5 separate regions of the Mus musculus genome follow, and all the other regions are linked to region 1. A link is a loop called in an ENCODE intact Hi-C map of the cell type or tissue named here. Cell type or tissue: heart. All regions are shown on one strand. Region 1 overlaps Nudcd3 (NudC domain containing 3). Region 2 overlaps Ddx56 (DEAD box helicase 56). Region 3 overlaps Nudcd3 (NudC domain containing 3). Region 4 overlaps Nudcd3 (NudC domain containing 3). Region 5 overlaps Camk2b (calcium/calmodulin-dependent protein kinase II, beta).

Region 1 (5,000 bases):
CAATAGTGTCTGGCCAACTCCTCATTTTTTATATTTACCTTTTTAAATAACACAATGAAGAATTTTGTTTTACTTTTTAAAAAATACATTTCTTTAAAAAAAAGGTGGAAATTTGTTTTTGATTTGAGTAATGGACTAGAATTGCTACCTTATTGTAGGGACTCTACTTTAAATTCTTAAACCAGTGAGCTGCATTCTGGCTTATTGTGCCAGTCAGAATGCTACCATAGCAGTAAGTATAGAGTGAAGATTTGCATGCGACTCCGAAACCAACATTTTTACCTGCTGTTCAGGTTAGACTTCTACTATCCAGTGCTTAGAAATGCAACATCTAACCTTTCAGTAGTTGAGCCACGAATCAATTACAAGTTGAAGCATTAGTCAGTCTATAGCTGCAGTTTCTGTGCATCTGAAAATGGAATGTCAAACGCTGTTCTTTTCTTTGTTCCACTTGGAGCTCTGGATCCCAGAGTTCTTCCACCAATTAGCTCTCCATGCTAGATGTGAAGATTTGTCATTTTGTCAGTTGAATAATTGAAGAATCTTATGGTGACTGTCTCTACTCAAGCACCTGTCCTTGTGAGGACTCTGCAGTCAGTTGCCCAGGACCTGAGGCTTGGAACACCGATTTCTCTTTTTCTTTTTTCCTCCTTTGGTTTTTTAAGTCTGATCTTATGGCCCAGGATGGCCTTGAACTCCTGACTCTTTCTATCTCAAGCTCTGCGATTACAGGTGTGTGCTACCATGCCTGTCTTTGATGCTGCTTTCTTCCTGCACCCCCGTGTTTGACTGCTGTTTCTAATGGCCTGTGTTAGAGAAGCATTGCTGACTCTACACAGCATTGACAGGTGTTCCTCTTCGGTGAAGTCCCTTGACATGCCTAACAAAATTTGGCATAAGTGCTGGGGGAAAGAAAGACAAGATGATAATGTATTTATACTTTGCGCATCCATTTTTTCCTACAAGTTGTTTATTAGTGTATATAGTATACTGTTTTTTGGAGTTTTTGTTGTTTCTGCCTTTGTTTGTTTTTTGATACAGGTTCTCACTGTGTAATCCTGGCTGGCTTGGAACTTGCTATGTAGACTAGGCTGGTCTGAAATACAAAGATCTGTCTGCCTTTGTCTCTCCTTGCTGGGATTAAAGGTATTAACTGTGTGCCTGGTTATTAAACTTCATATTTTTTGTCTGTGTTTAACACTTCATCATCACAGCCAAAATGCTGAGAAGCAATCATTTTGTGTCTTTGGAACAGAGCAATGAACTCTCCTTTGGAATAGTTATGACTTCTTTCAGATAGTCTTGTGTAATCCTCACAGCCATGGGAGAGACGTTTGTGTTGGCCAGGCTGCACTGTGCTTCTTCCTTCCTAGCCTCGGGCCCTGCGTTGTTACCAGTGCTTTGCCTTAAAATAAGCTTTATGGTAATATCTTTAAAACATTATATTTATTTTTGTGTGTATGTTCTTTCCTTACATCGTGTGGGTGCTGGGACTAAGCTTAGGCCACCAGGTTTAGTGACAAGTGCCCTACCAGCTGAGTCATTTTGTGGGCAGATTTTTTTAAGAATTATTTTAACATTTTTCTTATTTTGCTTTTGCTTTGGAGACAGGGTCTTGCTGTGTAGCCTAGGCTGTTTTTAACCTTGTGTGATCCTCCTGCCTCCACCCTCCCAATACTGGAATTGCAGGTGTGTACCATCATGGCTGGCTGCAGCATATATTTTACCTATGTGTAATGATGTAGAGTTCACCCAAAGCTACAGGGACAGTATTTTTGAGGTGACTGAGGGGTATAGTTGAAGGATATCTGCTGTCACCCTGTTGCTATCTCCCTTACTAATAGGCCCCAGTTGCTCTAAGTCTTGTTGTTTCAGCCTGCTGTCAGAAGTCTTCCAGTCTGAGCCTGGCATGGTGGTGGCACAGGAGAGGCTGTGGTGGAAAAATTGCTTGCAAGTTTAAGACCAGTCAGACTGGGCACCACAGTAAAAGTCCACTTAAGGAACGAGGAGAAGAAGAAACAAAGGGAACAGAGAAGTACCTGGGTGCTTGAAACACCCACTTAATTTCCACCTATTTAGGTACAAAAAAAACGTGCTGCTTATGCAAGACTGTAAAGCACATCTTACTTGTATAGGCTTGGGAGCTGTCCATAGTAGACACTTTGTCTTAGTGTCTGTGTTGTAGTTGGTCAGTGACCAATGTCTGTGAGCATGGCTAGTACTTGTGGAAAGAAGGAACATAACAGCTTTCACCGTCTCCTGCCAGTCATCAGCTCTTTTTACATCGTCTGCTTGGTATGTAAGACCTCTTGGCTTCATCCCAGCACTCACAGCCAAGCAAGCTATCAGAGCACCTGCAGTTCAGGCTCTCCACCTGCAGGTGGTGCTGAAGGCATTGGAAAAGTGGCTAGGTCTGGAAATGCAGATGAAAGGCTCTTGACAGCATGTGGCAGCTCTGTTTTTCTTATATAAATCATGAGTAGAGCCCTTTATAAAGGAAGGAAGGGGGAAAAAGTCGTAATAAGAATATCAATTATCACCCAGCCACGGTGTTTCGGGCTGGTTTGGACTCGAGAGGAAACCCTCATCTTCAAAAAGACAAAGACAAAAGAGAAAAACCATAACTGGGTAGACAAAACCAAGATGGCCCCCACCCCCAAACCCACAACAAAACAGTCAAAAGGAGTATCAGTTATCACCTAGATACTAGGTGCTAGGACCAAGTGCGTTTTTTATTCTTGGATGAGTGACCCCATGCTGTTGTGTTGATTTCCCCTGCCTGTGCTAGTAGTAGAGTGGGGCAGTGTGAGGGGAGGGCTTCATGGACTGCATGGCGTATGAGCTGCTTCGCTTACTTGAGTATGGCACTAAAGGAAGCCATCAGTATTAGTGTGTTTTCATAGTTTTGGCAGTGTGTCCTTTGTGCCTAGGTGTTACAGGGACCTAGGCATTTCCTGGGAAGAGAATTGCATCATTTGGAAGAGGTTCCTGACAGTATACCATGTCTTGTGCAGTGCTGGTGTATGCTACATAAGTGCTCCACTAGGCTCTGTTACCAGCGGTTTTTATTGTTGTAATCACCCCCCCCCCCCCACACTTCTCTTTTTTCCTTTTTCTTTTCCTTTGAAAACTGGGTCTGGCTTCAGACTGGCCTCAAGCTCACTGTTTAGCCGAGTATGGTTTGAACTCCTCCTGATCTTACTGCTTTTACCTCCTAGCGGTATAGCCATGTGCGCTGTGGCTGGTCGACCTCAGTCTTCTTTCTGATTTGTCATATTGATGAGCTTCTTGGCTCCTTGCTTATCAGTCTGTTAAGCCTCATTAGTGACTGCTCGGCCCTCGTGACCTGACCGTCTCCCAGGGAGCCCAGCTGCAGTTAAGCCTCACCTTGGAGGACGGCTTCAGCATAGGTGTTTCAGGAGAACGTTGACATTGATTCTGTAGCACTGATGCCTTGGTGGCGTTTGTGTCATTGATGCTTCTTAGGCAGGCTGTCAGACCAAGGCCTTTGTCAGAGGCAGTCTGAGTGCACTCACTACCTGGAAAATCTGGTCTTTTGGTTTAGTTTTATATAGTTCTCCATTTGGTGGTTTAGGCCTTTCTCAGGTGTCCATCATTGGTAGTTCCTTGGTCAAGTCATGGTGGCGTAGTCAGAAGTCACTCCATGTAGGTTGTCATGAGGATTGAAGACAGTGAATGCTGAAGACCCACCCACTTAGCATGGTTCCTGGTAGGGTGTCACTCAGTCAGTGGCTAGCTATTATTACTACTGTGTTTGTCCTAAAAAGAGAAACTTGCTTTTCTTTTGGGTAATGCTCATGCAATATTTGGAAAACAGATAAGTTGTAAAAGAGGAAAATCTTACTATCCTCACTAAATTTTGGGATATTTTCTGTAGTTATCCCTATGTATGTAAACATACCCATACACTTAAATATGTGTATTTGTAAACTTTCTTTTTTTTTTTTCTTTTTCTTTTCTCTTTTTCGAGACAGGGTGTCTCTGTATAGCCCTGGCTGTCCTGGAACTCACTTTGTAGACCAGACTGGCCTCCAACTCAGAAATCCTCCTGCCTCTGCCTCCCGAGTGCTGGGATTAAAGGCGTGCGCCACCACGCCTGGCTCATTTGTAAACTTTCTATTTTGCATTATATTATGCCTTTCTATTTTGTTGAACAGTATAAGGAGAATTTCCAGCATTCTTTTTTGCACTTTTGAGTTCTTCTGCACACTGATGGGTATAACAGGCCTGGAGTGACTCTTGTCCTTGGACAAGGGTGGGTGCTGCGTAGCATGTGCTAAGAGGTAGAAATCTAGAGAGTAAGTGGAACACTAGGAGGCGAGGGGCGTTCACGTGTCACCTTAGATTCTGCACTCTGTGGAGCTTTCCTGCTGTTTCATCTTGCAGACAAACTCACCTTGAAATTGCTGCTTTAAAAGGAAGCTCAGACACCAGCCATGAGGGCCTGATTAAATCACACTAGGAAGACTTGGCTTTCTAGCAGGCGCTTGATAAGTTACTCTTGAGCTAGGAACCTGTTGTCTAGCCTCACTGGCTTTTCTGGTACTAGGATTGCAGGTATAATGTTGTTGGTGTTGGTTTTGCTTTTCATTTTTTTAAAAATTTGGCAGCTTATTTGTTTTTTGTTTTGTTTTTAAATATCACAGTGAGACTTAGCAGGCTTTGTTTTTAGGAAACAGTAGCTTGTGGTTTTTTGATATTGAAGCTGTATCAGAAGGGTCTTGGGGTGGAGGTAAAAGTAACCTGAAAAAAAAAATGTGTTCAGACACATACACGCGCGCGCACGCACACACGCATGTGTGTTGCGAGTGCAAGATTGCTTTTTTTCATAAAGCGTTTGTTAGGTAGAATTTGAAGTAGAAGTCACAGTGGGCATAAGAGTGCAGGACTCCCGACAGCCTCACTGTCTGGCCTTCTCCCCTGTCTTCTGTTATTTTGAAACGATCTGCCTCATAATATTTCATCTTAGTGTTTTCAGC
Region 2 (5,000 bases), 74 kb before region 1:
CAGGACAGCTCGAGCCAACAACCCAGGCATAGTTCTGACCTTTGTGTTGCCCGCGGAACAGCCTTTCTTGGGAAAGATTGAGGACCTTCTGAGTGGAGGTAAGAGCCCGTGGTATGACTGCGAGTCTAGGAGCCGGGCTTCTCCCAGCTCACCTGGCGAGCAACTCCAGTGTCTAGTATGGTACTGCACATCTTTCATTGCAGAGCACAGGGGTGAGACAGGATGGCTGACTGACAGTTTGAGGCTAGGCTGGGATACATAGTAAGAACTTTTTTTTTTTTTTTCTATTTTTAAATCAAAGAATGGGGCTTGAGAGGTTGATCTGTGGCTGAACACTTGCTGCTCTTTCCTGTTTTTAAGATGTATGTATGTATGTATGTATGTATGTGAGTACACTGAAGCTGTCTTCAGACACACCAGAAGAGGGCACTGGATCCCATTACAGATGGTTGTGAGCCACCATGTGGGTACTGGGAATTGAACTCAGGACCTCTGGAAGAGCAGTCTTAACCTCTGAGCTGTCTCTCCAGCCCCACTTGCTGCTCTTTTAGAGGACCCAGGTTTAGTTCCTAGCACCTGTTTGACAGTTCACAGACATCTGTAACTCTAGCACCCTCTTGGCATCTGCAGGCACCAGGCATGTAGGCAGTATACATATGTGCATACAGGCAAAACACAAAAAAAGTAAAATAAATAAATCTTTTTCTAAATCCAAGACAAATGAGAGGAGGAAGCCTTATATATAGCAGGCTCCCAGCACTGGAGCCTGAGGTGGGAAGAGAGTTCTAGGTCAGCCCAGGCTACATAGCTAGTTGGAGGCCACCCTGGGTTATATAATGAGGCTCTGTGTAAAATGCTGAGAAACCTGGAGTGATAGCAGACTTCTACCACTGTCCATTATCATCTTTCCCCGATGACAGACACTATGTCCTTTCATATAGTGACTAAAGTAATACTCTGCCATGTTCACTGACTGCTTCATAGTCAGGAGTTAATTAAATACTCTGCTCTGTCTGGACTCAGTTGCTTTGAGTGGGTGACGTGTGCCCTGTTGCAGGCAGCAGCCATCATCATGAGGAGTCTTGTGGGTGGTGGGTTGTGAGCCTGAGGCTGATGACAGGCACACCGGGCTGAAGCACACACCCCTAACCTAAGTGTTTTGGGAGCTGCTTTTAGACTCAAAGACAGTGATGCTGAGTCTCATGGTACAGCCTCATTTCAGAGAAGAGGAGCAGGAGGCTACCAGGGGAAGGCCTTACATGGGCCCTGCCCTCAACCTTCACAACTGCCTTCTCCCCAGAGGGCGAGGCCCCCATCCTGCTTCCATACCAGTTCCAGATGGAGGAGATTGAAAGCTTTCGTTATCGCTGCAGGGTAAGCTTGACAAAGGTGGGGAGGAGGGATGTTGTGGAGTGAGCTGTGACCCAGGGATTATACCCCATCGATGAACACGCGGGTCTAAGGCCGTCTCACCCCTGGTCTACCCACAGGATGCCATGCGCTCAGTGACCAAGCAGGCCATTCGAGAGGCGAGACTGAAGGAGATCAAGGAGGAGCTTCTGCACTCAGAGAAGCTCAAGGTGAGGGCTTGGAGCTCAAGGTGAGAGCGGACAGCTGAATGGTTTGCTGGCCTTTGGCAGGGAGAGGTAGGAAACCAGTTGAAAGACAGCTGTCCTGCTGGGAGGGTGGTAGACACACTTCACAGTGTGCACTCGGTTAATTATAAATGAGCATACATAGTGTATGTGTGAACAACATTATTGGGAATACTATTAGAATCATTACAACATTATTTGGAAGCCCTGTAAGGTCCATACTAGGGTTCTTAGAATGTACAAGCCATACCTAGCTGTTACAAAGACATGGAAGAGTGTGGAGAGGCTGTTGGTGTTGATGAAGAACAGTCTGTAAGAAGATAACTAAGCTTAAGTGATTCAGAGTGCCTATGTTTGTGTCTTAGAGAAGTAAACAGACATGTCCTTGTACAGGGTATATCCTTGTACCCATTTTGGAGACTCTAGTCTAGCATCAGTGCGTGAATAAAGGCTCTAGCTGCCCCACATTGTGAAACTCTGGTGTGTGAGAAGGGACCTCCAGAGTAGACAGATTTCCTGGAGGTAGCATTGTCTGGATATGCTACAGCATGCAGTGCCTTGCTTGGCCAGCAGAGGGCAACTGTGCAAGCCATGAGAAGCTTGTCCTGGTTCGTCCTAGGCAGTTGCTGTCAAGGAGGATGAAGAACAAAGTGGTAGGCAAACTTCACTTCACTGTGACGCTTTTTGTGCATTTTAAATCTTGTGCTCTCTGTCCGTTAGACATACTTTGAAGACAACCCCAGAGACCTTCAGCTACTTCGCCATGATCTGCCCTTGCACCCGGCAGTGGTGAAGCCTCATTTGGGCCATGTCCCTGACTATTTGGGTGAGTGTGGCTGAGGGTCAGAAGTCTGGAGGACAGAGCCTCGCTCTTGGCCATCTTCCACCAGCTCCTGTGCTTGGTGCTGGGACAGCTTGTGTGTGAGGGCACTAGAGACCAGGCAGTTCAGAGTACGTGAGCACGAGCAACCATGCTCCATGTACCAGCTCGTGCAGCTGTGTTCCACCCGTCTATCTCATCATAACTGGGTTGCATTGTGGAGATGAGGAAACTGGTTGTGCAGAGTTGGTGGCATATTCCAGGGTTTGGTTGAGTAGGAAAATGAGCCAGTGACTGGCTTCCCGTGTTCTCAGGATGCTGAGCACATTTGAGGGAGAGTCCTGACTCAGGACCTTGTGCTGGGGAATACTCTAGATTGGCAGGCACCAAGCTGAAACCACTGTGGTTTGAGGGTAGGGGCAGATGAGGGGGGCACACGGTGCTGAGGGAGGGAAGGTATCTGTTCAAGCTAGCTGGTCCTTCACAACTCAGGAAGGCTCTGGGCTTTCCCTTTGGATGTGTAGTGTGGGGTATTTTTGGCAGTGAGTATCCCTGCCTTCCATGCTTACAATAAACAAAGAAGAGTTGATAAGACGGTGGCCGGCCAGTTAGCGTAGGCTCTCCATCATTCCTGATCCTACCTGCCTGTAATGGAGTCAGTTTGCTAATGTGATGTTGCTGCTTTGGAAGTGACAGAAGGGCTGGGCAGTTGTGGTACACGCCTTTAATGCTAACACCCAGGAGGCAGAGACGGGCAGATCTTTGTGAGTTTGAGGCCAGCCTGGTCTACAGATGGAGTTCTACAGCCACAAGGGCTATGTAGAAAAACCCTGTCTCAAAAAACCAAAACAAAACAAAACAGGTGACAGGAAGGTATGGGAGAGACATACCAGGGCCGACAAGGTTTGAGTGTGAAAGGGCCCAGGAAAGATGACACCAGACCTAGGGCTGCAGGCAGGCTTCTAAGGGATAGTGAGCTGGAGATGACCCCACCCTTGGTCTGTGTCAGAAATGCTAGGAGGCTCCCTTTGGCCTAAAGCACCTACTAAGAGCAAAGTCACTCACTAAGAGTGAGCCAGGAAGTTTGCAAGATCCGGGAAGGTCTGACATGTTAGATGTGGCCTATCCTGTTGAGGTGCCTGCTCTGAGGCTAGGCCCAAGATCTTGTGAAGTTGGGGTGGAATACAGAGGGAACGGGAGGAGCAGTAATAGGGACTAGAGAATTTGCAGTTCAGGAGCAGCACAAAGAGAACCCACCCTCTGACTTCTCTCTTTTTAAATGCCTCACCCTTGTAGGCGTTTCTTCCCTCCCTCCCTCCCTTTCTCTGTGCCGTGTACACACTCTGCTATGAATATGCCATAGCTTCTCTTGTTATGTGTGCTTTGCATTAAATGTAATCACTACAGACATGATTTAGACAGTGGGAGCCTATGGAACTAACTTTAATCTTCTGTTTGCGCACATATAACAAGTAATTGAGTATTGGATACTCTTCCCTTCAGCCCCCTCCCCCGGCCCCACTTTATGGGTTTTTGTTGTTGCTTTGTTTTTTAAGATTATTTATTATATGTAATACACTGTAGCTGTCTTGAGACACACCAGAAGAGGGCACCAGATCCCATTACAGATGGTTGTGAGCCACCATGTGGTTGCTGGGATTTGAATTCGGGATCTTCAGAAGAGCAGTCATTGCTCTTAACCACTGTGCCACTTTATGTTTTTTTGAGACAGGGTTTCTCTGTTTAGCCCTGGCAGTTCTGGAACTCACTCTATTGACCAGGCTGGCCTTGAACTCAAACCCTCCTGCCTCTGCCTCCTGATTACTGGGATTAAATGTGTGCACCACCACTGCTAGACTGAATTGGAGTCTGTGCTGTAAGTGTACAGAGTAATGCTGAGAAGGGAGTGGCCAGCACTGAAAGCCAGGTCTCACGCTATAGAGAGAACTGTGTAGCTGAAGTAGGGGTGAGGCCATCCCTGAGGCCCAGCATCTCTTCCAGTTCCTGCTGCTCTTCGTGGCCTTGTACATCCTCGAAAGAAACGGAGAAAGGTGCCCTTCTCTAGGAAGGCTAAGGTACGTCTCCCACGATGCCTGGCACAGAAGCAGTGCTCCTTCCCACCATGCCCTGCATCTTCAGCAGCTGAGGGAGGGATGGGACTCCCAGGAATGGGGGTGGGTTTGTGGTATTCGCACAGCTGCCTGAAGGCCCTGTGTCTGCCCACAGTAGCCTCCCTCACGTCTGCAGCAGCTAGCAGTTTCTGGCTTGTGGCACAGGGATTTGGTCAGGTGTCAGCACTGCTCATGTCTGTTGGGACCATCTGACTGATTCATCAAACTAACTTTCGACTTCTGCTCTTGTAGAAGGTGAAGGCCCAGAACCCACTGCGTGACTTTAAGCACAGGGGAAAGAAACCTAAGCCCGCAGCAAAGCCTTCTTGAGGTTGCCTGAGCCTGAGGACACTGAATTGGGCATCCTGGCCTGGATGGAGTGGGCTTTCTGCTCTGTTTGTGGGCACATTCTGGTGCTCAGTGTGTGGACAGACTGTACTTTGAGGAAGCAGCTTTGGACACCCCATCTCCTTG
Region 3 (5,000 bases), 70 kb after region 1:
TAGTGCTGCGTCAGCAGCGACACCCCTTGTCTCCCAGGACTACTTAATGTTCCTTGCCAGTTTGTCTGGGCATCTCCAGTTTTCTTTTAAGGATGAAAGGGTCCGTTGTTGGCCTTCTCTGAGTTGCAAGCCACTTTTCCTGATGTGACAACATTTCCTGGCCTATGAAGATGTCCTTGCAGGTCACTTACTGATCATGTTCATTAATCCAGAATGGAAACTACAAATTAAATTATTTTAGCATTTTGGCAAGCGCCCCAAACCTTGGTTTTATACATACTGGAATGTGAGCCCTTATACCTGTAGTGTAATGCTATCTCCAGGCTGAGGCTTGGAGATCACGCAGAAGGCAGTGACCTAAGACTGCTTGTTCCAAATGAAAGCAGGACTATGCTGAACAGTGGATGGGCCCTCAGCACCTCCTCCTGTATAGTAGGAAGAAAGTGGCACATAGCTTTGTATCATTGTGTTGTCCCCACTCTGCAAGTATAGCTGTATTCTGCCTCCCTGGGTGAGATCCATGGCTGTATCCTGTCTGACCTATGCAGCGTCTTAGTTTTTGTTTTAATTTCTTAAGCTCAGAAAGGCAGTTGATGACATTGAAAATCAGGAGACTGCTTATATCGAGCTGGCTTGCAGCATACCCATAGGAGTCAGGCTGCCCACATCTCTCCACAGTGGGTGTCGAGCTGAGCAGGTGCCCCCGCCATGCTGTCATCTCACCCCATTATCTGCCCTTGTTCCAAGGTGCCTTCCTGGAAGGAACGTCCCACAACATTCCCGTTGGCCCAAACTCAATCCCACGGGCAGCTGCGAGGAGTAAAGCCATCCTCACTGGGCACAGTGCTTCCCTGAATAGAAATGAGGTTCCGTTACTAAGGAAGGAAAGGGATAGAAATGCTGGTGAGTCATCGGCACAGATCGGGGGATGCTGAGGTAAGTTTATTCACACCGAGGGTGAAGTTTTTCTGCGAGGACATTTTGGGAGCACTGTTCAGTCAGTGACAATCTGGGGTCCCTCTGGGAAATTATTGTGTTCTGGGACCAGGCAGGTAAAGGAGGACCTGGAAAATGAGAGTGCATCCAGGAAATGGTGAGGTCACAGTGACCTTGGAAAGGGCCACCTCATTTTGCCCCAACGGTTCAGAGTGACTTTCTAAGCCACTGAGAAAGGTGGTGGCCAGGAGGCAGCAAGCAGTTTCCTTGAACAGAAGGTGCTGTCTTTAGCAGTGCCCATGCCCTGTCAGTAAGGAGAGGTCAGTGGGAGATGGGACCTCACAGGGTCCTAAGAGCTTGATGCTTATGTGTTAATGTGACAGTGTGGGAAGGCCTGGAATGAGAGGGAATGTTCTTGCAAGATACCTGCAGGTGGGCCACATACACACCTGGGTTCCTCAGGAGACACTAGACAGGGTCCTTAGCGAAGTAGAGAGGACCAGGGAAGCAGGCCAGGCTGCTACTTGAGAAGACTTACTTAGTCTTAGAAAGTAAGTCAGGGTACAGGGCCAACACAGTGGTCCTTACTCTTAAATGATTCAGAAAAAAGCATTATTTATTATGTTTTATGCAAACACATACAGAGTAGGACAGTTGCTAAATGCCTGTGTGGCTCTCTGTACTTTCAGCAATGTGTAAATTTGAAGTTTTTTGCAAATAAGAAATGAGTAGTGTTACAAACATACAAGGAAACTCAGCATCACTAGGGAAATAAAGTCAAAATTACAGTGAGATGCCTTGTATACCTGTGAGAGTGGCTGCCAAGAAGCCCATAGTGCTCAATTTGGAGGAGCTGTGGGACCCTGAACGCCTCACTGCTACTATGAGTGCCAGGTGGTGGACATAGCCAGTGTGCCCACATTGCAGCCCTAATGACCTGCTCTGTGCTCCCAAGAGGAGGAAACGCACACATCTTTACAACAGCTTCCTACCCAACCACCAAACCCTAGGAACACCTACACGGCCATGGACAGATAGTGATCACCTACATCATGGGATAGTCTTGCCAAGCATCATAGCCCACAGGATCCAGAAAGGAAGCGTGTATACAAGCCCACAAGCTGTGGTGTTCAGGGGAAGACATCCTGGACCTGGACAAGCTGGATGGCAAGATGAGCAATGCAAAATGAAGTGGAGGGAAGGCCTGGGTGTGGGTGGGTTGTAGTGGAGGCTGGAGGAGACTAAATTGCAACAGGGTGAGTTTTACTGTGTGCAAACTACACCTCCTCAAGTCTGACTTGTTACAAAGTAACAAAATGTTAAAACAAAAACAGCTAATTTAAGCAAACCATGGGACTACTTTTGCCAGGGTGTGGTCTTTAGCCAGGAACCCTTGAAATCTCTTCCATGAGCATTTTTCCTCTGTTCTCACACAACTCAGATTCTGTCTTCAGTATCAAGAATACCCTACCCTACCCTCGGAGACCTGAGTGTATTCTAACCACTTTAAGTAGTTTATTTGGAAGATTAAGTGCCCAAAGTGTCTTACCTGAGTTCCCTAGGGGTATTACTCCAAGGAAGTCAGTGATGCTCAGAAGAACGTGTCAGCTAAGACTTCTGGGACATGAAGGTATTTAAAAAGTCAAGGCTAGGTCCTGGCTGTGAGGGTAAGGAGCCAGACAGCACAGCACATGAAATGCTTCAAGGAAGCTTTGTGGCAAACAAAGGAGGCCAGGCCAAGGTAGGGGAAGATACTCATGAGCCGTCACTAACACTGCAGCCTCACTTAACCCTTGACTGCCCACTCAGAATAGTCACAGAAGCTTTGGAAATGACAGAACCTTTGGTATGGTCTCCTGCCCCAGATTCAAGAGCATCCTGAACCTTAGGGCAGAGGTCACTGAGAAAAATACTGAACCATGTATACTTGTGTATAGCCAGGCAAAAGAATAACAAGCTACGGCACCCTCGAAAATGGCTATGACAAAAACAAAACAACAACAACAAAACTAAATATCCATGAGGGAGTAGAGGGCTGGATCCTTTCCTTGTGCAGTACCAGGATGTGGAAGGAGTCCAGCTCCAGTGGGAAACGATTTGGTGCTTTCTTGAGACCTAAAGTACCATGTGAGCCAGCAATTCCATTCCTAGGTAAATACCAAAGGAAGGGAAAACAGAAACCCTTGCACATAGCAGCATTATTCACATAGCCAAAAGGGGGAGAATGGATAACAGGCTGTGGTTAATTCATCCAGTGGAATGCTCCTCAGCATGGAGAGGAATGAAGTTCTGATATGTGCCACAACACTGATGACCTTCAAAAACCTTATAATAAGTGAAAGGAGCCAACACAGAGCAATGTAAGGTTTCACTTGTGTGAAATCCAATGAGACAAAAGCATCAGTAATTGTGCCGGAGGTGTCAGGGAAGATATTTAGGAGATTTTATTATGGTAAGATGAAGAGTAATTACATCTGGCTATAGGGCTTCTTTTTGGAGTGATGTTTCAGGATACATATGTGGTTAGTTGCATACCATCATGGGTGTACCAATTGCCATTGAACTGTTGACTTTTGAAAAAAAAAGTGTTATGTAATTTCACAATAAAAAATTGTTTTAAAAATAAGGTGGCTGACATCTTTTACCAGCATAAACGAGTGATGCATTTTGGTGTTACTTGGTGATATGATATGGCTGAACCCATGCTGTCTGTACAACAGCCCTCAACTGCTCCAGTTAGGTAGTTGACATGCATACCTGACTGAGGAATGTGTGTGTTTTAGTTATAGATACTTTAAAAGCTGGTTGTTGTGGTGGTGCATGCCTTTAATCCTAGTTCTCAGGGACAGGATAATCATGGAATTATGAATTCAATGCCAGCCTTAAGCAGGTCTCAAAAGGGGATGTGGGGTGGGGTGGGGACTGAAGGGCTTGGGAGATGGTGTAGTGGGCGAGAACACTTGCTTTGTAAGCATGATGACCACACTTGTGCTGTAGGGGTGGGTGGGTGGGTGGGTGGGTTGGTTGGTTGGTTGGTTGGTTGGTTTTAACAAACAATAGCCAAAACCAGGTGTGGTTGCTTATGTCTTAAATGTGGAGTGGGGCCAGATCCCAGGAGCTCACTGGCCAGCTAGGGTCACTTTATAGGGTGGTGAGCAATAGAGGAGAATACCCAATGTCCTCCTCTGTTCTCCTTATACACAGGGGTGCACACACTTGTACTTGTGCATGCACCACAGGCACATACAAAGAGCCTGGAGTGTAGTGCAGTAGTGTATTGCTTCTCTGGTATGCACAGTGCCCTTAGTTTGATCCTTACTGCTTCAGTAACTTTGAGATTTTTTTTTTTTTTTTGGAAGAATTTGAGCATGTTCCTGTAAATGGACGTTCTGTGAAAATAAATATAGATAAAATATTTCTAATGGTAAAAAGTGATTGGATTCATCATGAATTTTGCTAGATTTGCTAAGTACACAGGTGGACCTGGAAGAGGATGAACCCTACCCCATCTTCCCACTGTAGACCTGGAAGTGAATCTTTCCCTTACATCTGGCAGGTGGCTGTAATCCACTCTCTCCTGTGGGGCAGACCAGAGACTCGTCCTGTGTTCCATTTCTTATGTCTGTGGAGCTATGGGGTTGAGCATCTGTGTAGACTTAGTGGTAATTTTGAGTCTGGTCCTTGTGGTGTACAAAGGTCCACTAGGAATAGCTGATGTACAGACAGTGTTGGGTCTTCCCTGCTGTTGGTGGGCTTGGAGCTGAAGGAGAATCTACCTCCCACAGCCCTGACTTAGAGGATTTGTCTTTATCTTAAATAGTCATGATAATGTGTGTGTTACAGAGCCTTGTTTGGGGGAGGGGGTGTTCTAATAGTTAACTACTGTAGATCTCAGTAATGATAATTATTGATAAAGATAAAAGGCTCTCTTCTTTCCAGCAGCTTAGCAGTTATTCTGTAAGCACCTCAGAATGTCTTCTGAAATAGAGAAAGCCGATTTCCTACTTGAAGGTTCTTCACCCCTCAGTCTCGGTAAAGACAGGGCCAAATTCTCAGCATTAGGG
Region 4 (5,000 bases), 61 kb after region 1:
CCCGCTTGCTCAGTCCCTGCTCGTTCCACCCCAGAGATTTATTATATATAAGTTCACTGTAGCTGACTTAAGACGCACCAGAAGAGGACGTCAGATGTCATTACAAGTGGTTGTGAGCCACCATGTCGTTGCTGGGACTTGAACTCAGGACCTTTGGAAGAGCAGTCAGTGCTCTTACCCACTGAGCCATCTTGCCAGCCCATGATTTTAGTTCTTTTTAAAATTTCTTGGTTCTATAATTTTTTATATCTGCTTAGATTTCTGCAAAGTTATAAAATGGAACTATTTAAATACATTTTCTCCTGATTAAGTCTATCATCTTTTGTTTTGCTTTTTAGCTTTTTCCTTCATGTTGCATTTTTCTTTTTTTTTTTAGATTTATTTATTTATTATACATAAGTACACTGTAGCTGTCTTCAGACACTCTAGAAGAGGGAGTCAGATCTCATTACAGATGGTTATGAGCCACCATGTGGTTGCTGGGATTTGAACTCAGGACCTTCAGAAATGCAGTTGTGTGCTCTTAACTGCTGAGTCATCTCACCAATTGCATTTTTCATAACATAGAACTCTCATTTCCCTACAAGATTTATTTTTCCTGTTGATGCTTAGTATCTTCCCACATGGTCTTGAGTGTGGGACTTTATGAATGGTTTTCCTTGTTGCATTTCAAAGGTCTATCATTTCACCATGTGTCAACTGAGTGAATTGACAGGTTTGCCTTGGTGGTTTCTGTGTTTGAGGAGTTAGTATTTACCTAGAGTGTGGCCATCACACCAGCTCCTCAGAATGATGGTCAGTCTCTGAAGCAGGCTGCTTCTGCAGATCCAGCTGTTCCCTGGGCTGGCTCTAAGCTGTTCTCACACATGCTCTGTTTCTATGCCTGCCTTCTCCTAGCCAGAGCCTCTAACTGCCAGCACACGATGACTCCAGGCCTATGGCATCTATGCCATGTGTCATTCTTTCTGTCTGTCTTCACAGATGTACTGGACACGCCATCCATTCTTCCCTTCACCATGTCTTTCTGTCCTTGGTGCCTCCTTTGGGGATTTATTTCATTACACTGGTTAGTTCCTGTTAGAATCATGCCCAAATTTGAAAATGAGCATGTTGTATAAAACTATTGTGAGTTAGTTAAGGTGAGTTTGTACTTGGGAAGTACCAAGACTGTATTAGGTCTTGTTTGCAAGTAGAAATTCATGGTTAGATTAATTTGGCCAATATTTGTCATGATTATCAGGAATGAGCCATGCCACATTTGCTTATGTCTCTGGCTGTTAGAAGGTGGACAGTGAGCCTAAACTATAATCAGCAAGACCATCCAGGTTAACAGTAAATATAGAGAGGGGGTGACAGTGCCACAAGTCCCATGAGAAGTCCCAAGACAGTGTCTCTGAAGTCCCATGAGAAGATGCCTCCCCGAGTCTGTACTTGAACCTGGTGGTGTAGCTGTGGCAAGTACCATGTAACAGCTGGTCTTCCTAGGGCCATGTTTCCTTTGGGGCAGTCCTTCTAATACCTCCTCCCCCAAGCATGCATCATCATCATTTATGGTTAGCCCCCTCACCCCTTTTTAATAAAAGAAATCTTCCAAACTCTTCTCCCCTCATTTTTATTACTTTTTATATTTTACTTGCATGTATGCTTGTATCATATGCATGCCTGGTACCCAAGGAGGCTAGAAGGGGAGGTTCGATCCCCTGGGTGAGACTGGAGTTACAGATGGTTATAAACTGCCATATGGGGGCAGATGCTGAAAATCTAATCTGGGCCTTAATCACTGAATCATCTTTGGGGGGGGGGGCTCAGTTTTTTGTTGATGAATATTTAAAATGCATTTAGGGGCTGGGGAGATAGCTCATTGGTAAAATGCTTACCATGCAAATATGAGGGCCCAAGTTCAATCCTTAGAACCCTCATAAAAAGGCCAAAAACCCAGGTATGATGGCAAGTGCTAGCAATGCCTGAGTTAGAGAAACAGAGACAGGCAGATTCCTGGGGCTTGCTGGCTGGCCAGCCAGCCTAGCCCAGTTATCAAGTTCCCGGCCAGCAAGAGACACTGGCTCAAAAACAAGGTCTATGGGTGCCTGAAAAATGATATTCAAAATTGTCTCTGGCTTTCACATGCAGGCACACACATTCACACAGTTATACACTTACCATTTTACACACATATACACAAAACTACTCAGGTTTTACTATTAGAAATCATTAGCAAATAGTACTTGACTCACAGAAAATTAAAAGCACCCCCTCCCACATCTAAAATGAAGCACTTAATTAGCATCTACCAGGTAGTCTCTGAATTTTAACTTCATACACCTATTAGAAAAAGAATTTGAATTGTCCCCAAAGTCTGATTAGTATGTGCATTATACAAATACAGGTTGACACCTATAGTGCAAAGTTTTCAGATTAAGGAAGTGCAGCTAGTTAACATCTGAGCAAATACGCCAAAAAAGAATGAATGCAGCTTAGACAGATCACTTGATGTTTAAGGACGCTTACTACTCTTGTAGAGCACCTGGGTTCATTCCCCTGCATCCGCATCAGGTGGCTCACAGCCACCTGTGACACCGCGTATAGGGGCTCCAGTGCCTTCTGGCATTCACAGGCATCTATGTGCATATAGTACACGCACATGCATTGATACACTTGAAATAGTAAGTCTTTGGGGGCAGGGGCAAGGGTTTCCAGACAGGGTTTCTCTGTGTAGCCTTGACTGTCTTGGAACTCAGCTCTGTAGACGAGGCTGGCCTTGAAGTCGGAAATCTACCTGCCTCTGCCTCCCAAGTGCTGGGATTAAAGGCATGAGCCACTGCCTTGCTAATAAGTCTTTTTAAAATAAGAGAAGTGAAACAAATACAAATTATATTTTCTTTTCTAATTATTGAGCTTACGGTTAGGGTTAGGGTTGTTAGGGTCAGGGTTGTTAGAGTTAACCTTTTCCCAGCACTTCCCAGTCCATTGTGGAGACATACATTCAGGGCAGGAAGAGGTATACCCATGATAGCAAAGTAGACACATAGTCCCTGCCTGCCCAGAGCAGGCCCTGAGGGGAAAAGGGTGGCTGAGGCTTGATTTTATGAAGAACCAAGTAAAAGGCCAAGCACTATGGCACATGCCTTTAATCTCACTACTCAGGCAGCAGAGCCAGGAGGATCTTAGTGAGTTCAAGGCAAGCCTAATCTATGCAGTGAGTTCTAGACCAGTTAGGGATACATAGTAAGACCCTGTCAAACAGACAAAACAGACAAAAACTGAAGGAACTGGTTTTACATCCTGGACAAAGAGCAAGCTATGGTCACACTCTCTGTAGCAACGTAGGGAAGAGGAGGCCAAGCACATTTGTCTTTCGCCAGAAAGTTTGGATGGGCAGCTGAGCTTTTCTAGGCACAGTGGTCCCGGGCCTTAAGGGGCCAGAGAGAGGGCTCTTGTCACTGGTTGTCTGTGTGCCCATTGGAGAGGAGGATGGAGAGGAGATCCTTCTGGAAAGGAAGCAACATTGAGGATTTCCTCCAAAATTTTGAGCTGAGAAAATCTAGGTAGTCACAGGGGAGATGGAAGGAAGCACCCAACTCCTGTATCTTCTGCTCGTCCCCAGCGAGAGCCAGTCTCTGCCACTACAGAGGGAAAGGATTTGGGTAGAAAGTCAAGTGTGCTGGAAGCTCCCTTAGAAAATGCACCAACATTTTCTGCTGCAGTCGCTTAAGGGAGTTGATAGATTTAGGTGGTGTACTGGCTGGTTTTGTGTGTCAACTTGACACAGCTGGGGTTATCACAGAGAAAGGAGCTTCAGTTGGGGAAGTGCCTCCATGAGATCCAGCTGTAAGGCATTTTCTCAATTAGTGATCAAGGGGGAAATGCCCCTTGTGGGTGGTGCCATCCCTGGGCTGGTAGTCTTGGGTTCTATAAGAGAGCAGGCTGAGCAAGCCAGGGGAAGCAAGCCAGTAAGAAACATCCCTCCATGGCCTCTGCATCAGTTCCTGCTCCCTGACCTGCTTGAGTTCCAGTCCTGACTTCCTTGGTGATGAACAGCAGCATGGAAGTGTAAGCCGAATAAACCCTTTCCTCCCCAACTGCTTCTTGGTCATGATGTTTGTGCAGGAATAGAAACCCTGACTAAGACAGGTTGCTTGGAATGTGGACTAGGTTGGAATGGAGATGCTTGGTGAGCCCAAGTGTGCACAGCTGCCACCTTCACAAGCAAGATGATTTTTCTTCTGGTGTGTTCTCAGGTCTCTGTGGCCCTTAGCAGTGGCACCATCCGAGTGGCCATGGTGGAAGAGAATGGAGAGCGTGTCCTCATGGAGGGGAAGCTCACTCACAAGATCAACACCGAGAGCTCCCTCTGGAGCCTTGAGCCCGGCAGGTGTGTTTTGGTAAGTGAGGTCACCTGTGTGCAGAGCTCCCATCAAGGTTTTGCGCCTGCTATGATGACCTGTGTCCAGGTCTTTCCGATAATCAGCGAGGTCTTTAACTATAGCAATTAGAGCAGACTTAATTAATCTCTTGAGTATTTAGCACCCCACTCCTGCTTGCACTCTATCTCCATGAGCTTTTCCGTTTGTATCCTCCACCCCTCAGTGTCCTCATCATTCCCAAGAGCCCACTTTTCTATGGATAAAGGCAAAACCGAGAACATTACAATGAAAATGGTGAATTTTCCTAGGTCCCAGTCTGCGTTTATTAAGTTCACCAAGTAGATCTCACCTAGCATCTGGCAAGGCATGGGTTAAATAAAATTTGCGGCTATGACAGTGAGGTATGAATCCAAATGAATAAAATCAAATGAATATCAGTCAGTAGGACACCCCCCCACCTCCCCCACCCACCCCCACACACACACAATGGGGCTGTATGTTTGACTAGATTTGTCTGTGGCTCAACTCTGCTGTGATAGCAGCCCTGCTAGTGAGGGCTGACTGCATGCTGGCACTGGAGAGGAAAATTGAAGCACACATATCTTGGACTAACTTGTTTCCTCTTTCTTCCTGCAG
Region 5 (5,000 bases), 190 kb after region 1:
TGACAATGGTGAAGGTAACAGTAGCATTGGTGGCAGTAGCAATGATGAGGTGTTAGTGATGATGGCAGCTATGGTGATGGTCATGGTGATATAATGAAGATGGCATGAGAACAGTGATGGAGGAAGTGGTGACGGTGATGGTGATGACTGTGGTGACCATGGTGACAGTGATGGTGATGACTGTGGTGGTCATGGTGACAGTGATGGTGGTGGCTATGGTGGCCATGGTGACAGTGATGGCGATGACTGTGGTGGTCATGATGATGGTGGTGACTGTGGTGGTCATGGTGGTGGTGATGGTGATGACTGTGGTAGTCATGGTGACAGTGATGGTGGTGGCTATGGTGGTCATGGTGACAGTGATGGCAATGACTGTGGTGGTCATGGTGGCAGTGGTGGTAATTAATGACTGTGGTGGTCATGGTGGCAGTGGTGGCAATGACTGTGGTGGTCATGATGGCAGTGGTGGTGATTACTGTGGTGGTCATGGTGGTGGTACTGGTGATGACTGTGGTGGCCATGGTGATGGTGGTGACTGTGGTGGCCATGGTGATGGTGATAAATGTGGTGGTGGTGATGGTGATGACTGTGGTGGTCATGGTGATGGTGATGGCAATGACTGTGGTGGCCATGGTGGTGATGATAGTAGTGGCTGTGGTGGTCATGGTGACAGTGATGACCATGACTGTGGTGGTCATGGTGGCAGTGATGGCGATGACTGTGGTGATCATGGTGATGGTGGTGACTGTGGTGGCCATGGTGGTGGTGATGGCAATGATTGTGATGGTCATGGTGATGGTGGTGACTGTGGTGGTCATGGTGATGGCTGTGGTGGTTATGGTGGCAGTGGTGGTGTGACAGTGTTCACAGTGGTGGCGGTGGTGATGATAGATAATGGTGGTGACAGTGATGGGGTATCAGGTGATGAGGATCTTCAGGATTGGTGACCATGTGCTTTCCTTGTAGGGTCACTGGTGGGGAGCTCTTTGAAGACATCGTGGCAAGAGAGTACTACAGTGAAGCTGATGCCAGGTGGGTGCAGAGCTTCATGCCATGCTTCCCTTTCCTAACCTTTGGCTCTTTCCTCATTAGTGCCACACCTGTCCCTTCTGTAACCCACGTTTGTCTTGTGTGTCACTGTCATTTCCATAGCCCCCTCAGAGGTCAGCTGAGTAAGAGGGTCAACACAGAAGTGTGGGCTGTGTAGGGAGCTGCCCGGCCTGCACATAGAGAGGCTGCCTTCTTGGAATGGTAAAGGGGAGGTGCCCTGGGCGCCATCCTGCTTTTCTCTTGGACATCCCATCCACAGTCCATTAGCTTCCCACTGATAAGCACGCAATGTGACGTGCTAAGAAAGACAGGCCAGGAACCAATCCCCATGCACAGTGACCTCCCGGAGCCACCGTGGGCCCGCCCAGCCCAAGCACACTGTACTGGTGCCTCTGCTAGAAAAGCCACCGCTGCTTCTCCTCGAAAAGCTCCTGAACGCGTGTCCACCTCGCTCCAGGGCAATGGGAAGAGGCCAGGGACACATGAAACCTTAGTTCAGGGCCAAGGGGCCATTTGTCCTCCCAGCCAGGATGCCAGTCAGAGGACTGAGCCCTGGGTCCATGTGCGGGTCTGGTGTGCGGGTGAGTGGAGGAACTAGGATTCCACCCAGGCCTAGACTCTTCATGGCTGTTTGGGTAGTCTCTCTCGAGGCCAGTCTTTGCCAGGGCAGTGGAGGACGATGGCCCAGAGAGGCCTGTGTATGGCACGGCTCTGGGGACCAGACTGAAGGGGGTCAGCTGAGGCAAGGATGGCTCTGTCTCTGGAAAGGCTCCTGGGGCCCATGTCAGGTGCTATCCTGACTGTGCCTTATCTCAGGGATGGCTGTGGATGGTCACTCCCTGAGTCACACTCTGCTTGTGGGCCCTGTCTACCACTGCTTGGCCGCAGAGATAGTTGTGCATTCAAAGGCAGGGGACAGAGGGATGCGGGGGTCCTTTCCAAGGAGTCATGTTATGGGTGGTTTTAATTTTTCTATCTTGTCTATTTTAAACGCATCTTTAATGAGTATGCATTATATCTCCAATTGAGAAAAATGAATATTTCTTACATGAGCAGTATGTAACATGATCCTGCACTAGCAGAAAGACTTGCTTTTCACTTTAGGCCTGAGTCCCTGTGGGGAGCCATGAACATCCTGGCTCATCGTGGCCTCTTAGGTCTTCCCCATGAAGCCAGGCAGCAGAGGTCAAGCCGTAGAGAAGGACAGGGTGGTACAAGCATGTGTCCCCAATTCTCAGTCTCAGGAAACTAAGGGCACTGAGTCATTTCAAAGACTCCCCTTGGAAAAACATTGGGTTTAGCAAAACATCTTAGAAAAGGTCTGTCCTGTTGACCAGAGGAAAATATATTTATTTTTCTTTATATTCTACTTAAAGAGACACAGAAAGAGAGAGGGAGCCCCTTTCCCTGACCTGCAATGATAGGTCACTAGGCTGGGAAGCCACACCCTTGCCAAGGAGTGTGTGTGTGTGTGTGTGTGTGTGTGTGTGGTGGGGAATCTGATAATCCTCTCGACTTACCAAAGCCTTCCAGCCTAGGCCCTCCTCTATTCCCATAACCCCATGTGGCGTGGGGTTCCCTGTAAGCTTTGTCCTCCAACCTAGGGGACTGCTTCTACCACTGGGGTCAGGGCTCACCTCAAGAACACAGGCCTGGTATCCATCCAGGGTCACGTACTGGCTCCAGCCTCAGTCTATCTCTGAAAGGTCCGCAGCGCCCTCTGGTGGCTCTAAGGTGCCTGGCCTATATCAAACCCTCCAGCCCCATTTCTGGACCTTCTTGCTACAGGAGATGGAGAAATAGGGTAGGCAATCCTGTCAAGACCTGTTGGGTCCAGGAGGGCTCAAGCCGGGGAGTGGCCGAGTCCCACGCTCTTAGCCTATTCGGGTCATAGGAACCTGTAGGCTGAGGGAGGAAAGTAGCTCTGTGTCCTTGCCAGGCACCCCCATGCCTTCCCAGAGGACAGGAGTCCCTGCTGCTTCCCAGGGAAAAGCTATGTAGAGAGTGTCTCAAGTGTTTAAGGTTTCCTGGACCTATCCTTGGCCAAGAAGACATGGGCTTTGGCTCTTTGGTATTTAGGGATCCAAGGGAGGTGCATGCTCAGTAGTCATACTGTGAGGAAAGGCGGGCAGCTTGAGTCCTGAGAAACACGGAGAGCACACACCAAATCTCCATGAAGAGGCTACACCCCACTTGTATGACAGCCCCTGGACCTAGGGGCTGGTACTCTGTGGTCCAGGCCTCTTTCTCAATGGGGCTGCTCCCTGCCCTGAGGAGGGAGAACACACAGCCGGGATTCAGATCCCTGCAGCCTGTTGGCTGGACCTTTCTGCTTCTGCTTCAGGCTTTGGTGCCTAATGAGGAGTCTGATTGGGTTGCCCCTGCGGGTTGTTACTGGACAGCCATTGACCCACCCCACGGTGGATCCCAACACTGACTATAGGAAAAATTTGAGCTCAAGTTGAGAGAAAGCACCAGAGAGATGGGCTGACACCATCTGGCCAGACAGTGAAAGCAGATCCCTAATGCCCAGAGCAGGAAGGCAGACCAGAGGGGCTTTTCTGAACCCATTTCTGTCTAAGGAAGCTGGAGATTCCTTTTAGAGAGACACAGGGCTTTTAGTTTGGAGTTTGTGGGGGAAACTTAGAGGTGGCTAAGTCCTTTTACAAACCAAAGAAAACAAAATTTGGAACACAGACGTATTCTTGCAATTCTCAGAAGCCAGGCATGGCAGTATGTACCGGTGGTCCTAGCCACAGTGATGCTGGCCAGGTCCCAAGCTGAGAATCATGTCAGGACCTAGCCAGTGTCCACAATGCTGCCTGACTGGGATTCAGGCCACAGAGTGACTCCCAAAGTAAGACACTAAGACAGTATTGATGCCCTGGTGATGGAGATAGCATGGGCCAGAGCAGCGTGAGGGAAAGTCCCTAAAGAGAGTTCCCTGAGCCACTATTCTCTGGCTGGGTAAGTGCCCTAGCCTGCCGCAGGTCCCTGTTGTCACTTTCCCTCCTACAGCTTGGTGCCATGCTCTCCCGGAGAGTCTTGTCTTGCCCACCAGCTTATTCTGTAGTACTAGTGACCTTCTCAGGGTGGCTGTGGCAGCCATGAGGAACTTCCACTTGTGTGAGGACCAGCCTGTGCCAGAAAGGGAAGCTCACCAGCCCAGCAGCATGGGCTGGAGCCTCTGGGCACCAAAAGAGGCTTCCTGGTAGGCCCAGCAGCACCAGGAAGGATGCCTGAGGAGCAGGAGGGCAGGAAAGTGTGTACTGCTAGGCACATGCTGACAGTGTTATCATGGAGGGTAAGACCTCAGGGCCTTGCCTAGAGCCTTCGCTGGACTTGAAATGGGCTCTCTGAAAACTGCGCCTGAGGAAGGTGCCAGCTCTGTCCCTCAGCATTCTCTCAGTGCATGGAGCAGGCTGGACCCATGTGGTGGCATAGGCAGATGGCACTTCCCAGTGACCATGGCTGCACATAAATCAATCCTTTGGAAGAATGTCCCAGATAGAAGGGAGATCAGCCAACTGGGGGCTATGCAGACCACAGACGCGGCTGGAGACCGACAGTCTGTGGCTCTAATTTTTTCTAAATAGGGCCACAGGACCCTCTCCATTCATATAGTCTGAGAGGCCCATTGGCCATTGGCCAACTCAATAGAGGCCCTTTGCACCCGGCAGGGCTGGGGAAAAGATTTTGAACTTACAGCTGTGCCCCATTGGTTCCGGTGTTTGTGGGTTTGGCCTATGGGAAGCCTGAGCTCTGCTCACTTGGGGGAGACATTCTGTGCCCAGTCCTACAGGCCTTGCCATGAACACAGTTGTCCCCTAACCTGCATGGGACTGGGCATCACCCTGAGTGACAAGTGCTGGATTCTCTTGGGGACAAAGATAAGGTATGGTGCCAGGCAGAATAGAATGTCATGAGAAATGGCAGTTTCTTATGGTGAC

The links. Peaks named below come from ENCODE experiments on the same cell type or tissue, not always from the same donor. Only the 100,000 strongest peaks of a DNase experiment are listed, where the experiment ranks them.
Region 2: it touches region 1 in a loop (2.5-fold over the local background); 5 of 42 quality-filtered maps call a loop at or near these places.
Region 3: it touches region 1 in a loop (2.2-fold over the local background); 11 of 42 quality-filtered maps call a loop at or near these places.
Region 4: a loop joins it to region 1, with 2.1 times the contacts of the local background. A loop is called at or near these places in 11 of 42 quality-filtered maps.
Region 5: a loop joins it to region 1, with 6 times the contacts of the local background. A loop is called at or near these places in 40 of 42 quality-filtered maps.

The regions. Positions count from the first base shown.
Region 1 is chr11:6,185,378-6,190,377 of GRCm38, reverse strand. The region is part of intron 2 of Nudcd3 (NudC domain containing 3); the gene reads left to right. Among named protein-coding and RNA genes, the nearest start is that of Nudcd3, 13 kb to the left of the region's middle. In heart, no CTCF peak of the experiment used is centred here; a DNase peak (open chromatin) is centred at 2,367.
Region 2 is chr11:6,259,037-6,264,036 of GRCm38, reverse strand. It overlaps Ddx56 (DEAD box helicase 56), which reads left to right. Exons shown (of 14, transcript NM_026538.3): 9 at 4-98; 10 at 1,301-1,374; 11 at 1,491-1,580; 12 at 2,316-2,421; 13 at 4,417-4,490; 14 at 4,779-5,000. The coding sequence ends at 4,856. Among named protein-coding and RNA genes, the nearest start is that of Ddx56, 6.2 kb to the left of the region's middle. In heart, no CTCF peak of the experiment used is centred here; a DNase peak (open chromatin) is centred at 2,416.
Region 3 is chr11:6,115,270-6,120,269 of GRCm38, reverse strand. The region is part of intron 4 of Nudcd3 (NudC domain containing 3); the gene reads left to right. Among named protein-coding and RNA genes, the nearest start is that of Gm46269, 29 kb to the right of the region's middle. In heart, no CTCF peak of the experiment used is centred here; no DNase peak of the experiment used is centred here.
Region 4 is chr11:6,124,800-6,129,799 of GRCm38, reverse strand. Nudcd3 (NudC domain containing 3) reads left to right here. Exons shown (of 6, transcript NM_173748.5): 4 at 4,239-4,382. Among named protein-coding and RNA genes, the nearest start is that of Gm46269, 39 kb to the right of the region's middle. In heart, no CTCF peak of the experiment used is centred here; no DNase peak of the experiment used is centred here.
Region 5 is chr11:5,993,915-5,998,914 of GRCm38, reverse strand. Camk2b (calcium/calmodulin-dependent protein kinase II, beta) reads left to right here. Exons shown (of 21, transcript NM_007595.5): 5 at 967-1,032. Among named protein-coding and RNA genes, the nearest start is that of Ykt6, 41 kb to the right of the region's middle. In heart, a CTCF peak has its summit at 2,788 (motif pointing left); a DNase peak (open chromatin) is centred at 2,764; H3K27ac peaks cover 1,813 bases; H3K27me3 peaks cover 963 bases.